Linked DNA regions of Homo sapiens: region 1 is linked to region 2. Evidence: chromatin loops called from intact Hi-C (ENCODE). Cell type or tissue: PC-3. All regions are shown on one strand. Links, peaks and the distances in the headings refer to the core of each region. The heading gives the core; the rest is flanking DNA.

Evidence for each region. A loop is a pair of places that touch in the nucleus more often than their neighbours do. Peaks named below come from ENCODE experiments on the same cell type or tissue, not always from the same donor. Only the 100,000 strongest peaks of a DNase experiment are listed, where the experiment ranks them.
Region 1: it touches region 2 in a loop (4-fold over the local background); 3 of 110 quality-filtered maps call a loop at or near these places.

What each region holds. Positions count from the first base shown.
Region 1 is chr4:123,095,208-123,098,031 of GRCh38, forward strand. All of the region lies in intron 14 of AFG2A (AAA ATPase AFG2A), which reads left to right. Among named protein-coding and RNA genes, the nearest start is that of AFG2A, 170 kb to the left of the region's middle. In PC-3, for the core only: a CTCF peak has its summit at 1,009; no DNase peak of the experiment used is centred there.
Region 2 is chr4:122,929,518-122,932,341 of GRCh38, forward strand. All of the region lies in intron 3 of AFG2A (AAA ATPase AFG2A), which reads left to right. Among named protein-coding and RNA genes, the nearest start is that of AFG2A, 7.9 kb to the left of the region's middle. In PC-3, for the core only: a CTCF peak has its summit at 1,555 (motif pointing left); no DNase peak of the experiment used is centred there.

The DNA of each region.
Region 1 (2,824 bases), core at 42-2,541, 170 kb after region 2:
GTGCCTTCAGTATTTAGTGATAATTATAAAAAAGTTTAATATTTAATTCATTTCTCTTTCAGGTAGAACTCCCTGTGGAACATGAATTTTTTTTAACTATACTTTTGTTACTACTCAGATGATATATACTGTATCAAAAGTGTATGTCCTTGTCAAGTTCTCTAAAGTTTGTGAAATACAAGAGAATATGCAGTAAAATTTTAAGTCTGTTTCCTTTCCAGATACTTTTTCTCTGAAGAACTACTGTGGAACATTACTTATATTGTTTAATAGTACTATAAAGTTGTTTCCACACTTGTATGATTAGCACGTAATGTTCAAACTGTGCCATGAATGTGCTGGTAGAAACAAAACAGTTTTAAGGACAATTAAAACAACAACATCCTGTTATGAAGTAAAGACACAGTTTTTACCATCTTTATTGTCTGGAAGAAACTGTAGTAGGAATAAAAGAGGCGACGAAGAGTTAAAGTACATTTTATGTTTTTAGGCTAAAACTGATTAAAAAAAAAGATCATTGTAGGGTCAAAGAAATTGATATATATAGTGTAATTTTGGCTACATTAAATCCAGGCATTTGGCCTTTTAAATTAGCTAGCATATTTTACAATCTTGTTGCCTCTTACCCCACAACCTCTATGTTATGATGATTTTAGGTTAGTATGTTAAAACAAGGAGAATTCCTGGACTGTCACAGGAGTGAAATTGATATCATTATGTTACCCATGTGTTGTGCATATTTAGTGTCTCTTTTTGACAGTATTTCAGTTTCATGTCTTCTGGGGAGACTAAAGCCAAAGTTTCTTGGGGATTCTGGTGTTTTAGCAAAGACAGTGAGACACATAGCTCAAGAACTGCGTTATTTTACTCCTTGCTATGTCACATTTACATGTCAGACTCATTTGCTGTGATGTAGCACACTAGGCTGGTGAAATAATTGCTTGTGATGTCCCTAAGTCCCCGAGGCTTTTTTCTACCTCCTGCTTAGATAGTGAAGAGAAGTTGAAGTTGAGTCCTCTAGTGTTCATTTTGCGTAAGAGTGATAGGATGCGGTAGGACAGATGAAGATTAATGAGATTGTGTGATATCAAGTAGGCTCATTGTCTTTAGATTGATTGCTGATGGTCTGGATTTGCTTAGCATCAGGAGAGTTTAGAAACAAACAACTAATTTATTAATGATGCCCAAATAATAGTTAAATGCCCAAACTTTTGGAATTTATGTTGTTCATTGTTAACAACTGCTGTGTGGCCCCTTTAGAAGTGTCCAGTCCATGACATTTTATACATTTGTGTTGAATCTTAAGGAAAACATGATCATGTCTTCTTTCTCGGGTGATAAGCATGCCTCAAAATAGTTTTAATTCTGTGAATATCTTTGAATTCAGTTTATTTGGGTACTTTTAGTACGGATACCTACTATATAACAAGCTCCTAATAAGAACTATTAAATTATAAGCATTATCCCTAGCGTATAAACCTAGTTTTCTTGTAGTAGGAAATTTGAAGGACTTCAAAAATTTTACTTTAAGCCATCTATGGAAAAGATTGCCCAATTGAGAAAAATTGTGAAAGATATGTAGAAGTCTTAAATAATTTTGGTTTCAGGATTATTTTCTATTGTTGTGTTAGACTCATGGAGGTAGTAAATTGGCATTAATTTTCCTTACAGTTTTTCTGGAAGAGGAAATGTGCTTAATGAGCTAAATAAGACATAACATTTTGTTTTCTTACATTGTTGCAAATTGAAGTTGGGTTTTGTTGTTTGTTTGTTTTGAGATGCAGGTCTGGCTGTTTTGCCAGGCTGAAGTGCAGTGTCTATTCACAGATCATTAAGTTGTGCAGCCTTAAACCTTTGGACTCAAGCAATCTCCTGCCTCAGCCTCCCAAGTAGCTAAGATTATAGGTGTGCACCACAGCATCCAGCTTAAAATTTAGTTTTCTAGAAAGTTTTATGACATGGGGAAAAGTTAATTAACAATATTTAGGAATGTCCACAAATAAAAAGCTAAATATACGTATCTTTCGATATTCAAATGACTAGTATTCCAAAAATACCCTCAGAAGAAAGGCTACAAATGTTTCTTCATTCTCCATTTTTCCTAGTTATAACTATTGCTCTTCTAATATTACTCTTCTTAGCTAAGTCAGAACTAAAAAAAAAAAGCTGCAAGGACTAATTGACATTAATAGTTCAAATGAATCATAATTCTTTACTTTCCCAAAAGTATTTAAGGAATGGATGCCTATTAATCTTTCACATTGTTTATCAAAATGATGTGAATAGTCTTTGGTGAGCCATATTAAGATTAAAGCTGGAAAGCGTCCTGTACGGTTGTTTTCCAATTTCAGCTTTGCCATCTTTACACAAGACTCTCATAAGTGTTTTTGTTATTGTTGCTGGATTCTTCTTTTGTTTGTTTTTAAAACTCCAGGTGTTTTAACTTCTATGACAGTTATTATTCTTATCTTCTATGGCAGCCCCTTCCAAGTTTTGGCTTTGGGGATAGAGAATTGGGAGAGATCAGAGAAGAGAGACTGGTGAGAGGTTGTATGCATATGTGGGTCTTACTTCATTTCGATGTTCATAAGATAAAGACGCTTTATCTCAAGGGTTGGCAGACCATGGCCTTTAGGCCAAACGTGACCCACCAACTGGTTTTGCATATCCCATTGTCTAAGAATAGTGTTTACATATTTAAATGATTAGGAAAATACTTTAAAAGTGGTTTTTTGTGACATATGAAAATTATATGAAATTCAGCTTTCAGTCCTCATAAATAAAGCTTTATTAGAACACATCCACACTAATTTGATTATGTTTT
Region 2 (2,824 bases), core at 23-2,522:
ACCCTGTCTCTACAAAAAATACAAAAAAGAAAATTTCTGGGCATGGTGGTGTGTACCTGTAGTCCCAACTATTTGGGAGGCTGAGACAGGAGGATTGCTTGAGCCTGGGAGGTGGAGATTGCAGTGAGCTGGGATCGCGCCACTGCACTCCAGCCTGGGTGACAGAGTGAGACTGTGTCTCAAAGAAAAAAAAAGTTACCAATAAGATATTTTGCATCCTTTTTTTCAAGCTAAGTCTTCAAAATCAATGTGTATGTTACACTTGTAGCACATCACAGTTTGGACTAGCCCCATTTTAAACATTTGATAGCTACATGTGCTGAGTGGCTAGTGGCCACTTGTGTTATATTAGACAACCCAAGCTAAATGAGTGCTATATAATTTATAGACTAAGGACTTTGATTTTCCATGATTAGAGTGTGCCCTGACATTTTAGGTGAGAGTAATTTTCATTGATGCATATTTAGCAGTGTTTTTCACCTTGACTTGCAGTGTAATCAGGGCTTCTTATTTTACAGTTGTAAAGAAAAGAGTAGATTACTGTGAGTCAAACAGAAACAAGTTTTAATTAAGACTATGCAAGCAAAGAACCTGATTGTATATTTTAACTTGTTGATTATTCGATTTAGTAAAACAAACCGTCATTACTATCAGATTTTAAAATAATCCCTCACCACAGGGTAATTGTTTGAATCTACCTATCAAGGTAGTTAAGGTATATCATCCATCCTCCTGGATATTCTATTATCTAATAGGATATCGACTTGGTTTGCATATACAAGTCTTCTCAAAAATCATTTACAAAAAGCATCTTTTTATACTTTAATGTCACCTTAGTAATAGTTTGGGGGATGTGTTTACATTATATGTGAGAATTACAAACCATTTTCTAGTCATCAGCTTGATTTTAATATGTTCTCTTTTGCTACTATTGTAGATTTTAGACTTGAGTTTTGGCATATTTTTTCCTTTATAACAGGAGAATGTTTTCAGAGCTTATAGTAACAGTTTAATGAACAATAAAAAGCAGAAGGGACAGGAGACAATATGTTGAGTACCGGCTGTATACAGAAGCTTTGTATATATTGCATGTATGTATACACACACACACAGTTACCCTTTTCTTTTTAAACAGATGAAATAGTCTGAGGAGAACTTGCCTAATATTTTATGAGGTAGTTAATAGTACTGTTGAGATTAAACTGGATTATTCCTCAGACTATGTCTTAAAATGGTGCTACAGGTAGCAGTAATTCGTTGACTGGAATTAGCATTTATGATGACCTACAAACTAGTCAGACCTCTTGAGCGCACAGCAGTCTTAGGTGAGTAATGATTGCTTATTAGAGAGGACTGGATATGTTTTAAATGAAAGCTCAGGTTTTAAAATTTTGTTTTAAAAAATCTTATGTTTTAAAAAATCTTATGTTTTAAATGTGGCAGCAGAGTATAGACAAGAAAGTTAACTTCCAGTTGGGAAAATCAGTCATTTTAGTCTGCTTAAATCCTTCAGTTGCAACTGTAAGATTTTATTATTAATAGTAATGTTAGAGCTCCTTCTAGTGGAAATTATTTTATGTGCAACTATTATTTTTTTAAAAGCAAAATTGGTTTGATATTTTTACTGTTTTTACATGTATTTGTAAATACCTTCTATTCAGAGTTTAACAAAAGCAATTTAAGTATAACTTGGTTTAGAGTTCCATAAACAAAAGTAAATGTAAGCATTTAAGGAGATACATGCAATTTTCTCATTAGTTTATACATATATTTGATTCATGAAATTTCCCCCTCATTGTATTTCTCTCTTGTTCTCTCTTTTATATGAATATATAGTTGATTCTCATTATTTGTGGTTAGTTATGTTCTATTAAAGTTGCCTTGAACACCGTTAGCAAATACTGAACCATTTCTCCTAGAGGGAAATACGTATGTGTGTGTATATACATACATGCAACACACACAATATATGTAGCGTATGTATATATATAATATATATACATACACACACATTTTACATAGATTATAACCTTAAAACTCCAAAGTAATTCTTTCTGGTAGATTTTATTTTCTTTATTTTACAAAACAGAAGAGGAGATTTAGAAGTGTTAGAAATGTTAAGGGACTTGCCTGAGGTGCTAGTGCTGGGATTCACACTCCCTCCAACTGACCCCAGGCCTGGAGCTTCTTCACTACACTGCTGTGTCCCCTATCACTTCCATTCTCTGGTCATCTCTGAATGAAAGCTGAAACAAGGCAGAGTGTCACCTCATCCTACATGGTAACATGGGTGTTGGGTCACCCAAATTTTTTGCTGCTCTTCCATGTCACTAATGACCACAAATGCTCTGTGAGTATTGATTTTGGGGTACACATAAGTTTTTGGGAGTTGGTAAATTTGCAAATACAGCATCCACAGGTATTGAGGATTGACTATATTGTATTATTACTGATAAAAGTGATTGGAAGCCAGACGCAGTGGCTCACGCCTGTAATCCCAGCACTTTGGGAGGCTGAGGTGGGTGGATCGCCTGAACTTAGGAGTTCGAGACCAGCCTGGGAAACATGGTGAAACACCGCCTCTACAAAAAATATATATGTATAAAAATTAGCTGAGCGTGGTGGTGAGCGCCTGTGTTCCCAGCTACTCCAGAGGCTGAGGTGGGAGGATCACTTGAGCCTGTGAGGTGGAGGTTGCAGTGAGCTGAGATCACACCACCGCACTCCAGCCTGGGTGACAGAGCGAGACCTCATCTCAAAAAAAAAAAAAAGTGATTGGAGAACAAGGTATTTTTTGACCAGATGGGCACACAGGCACATGCCA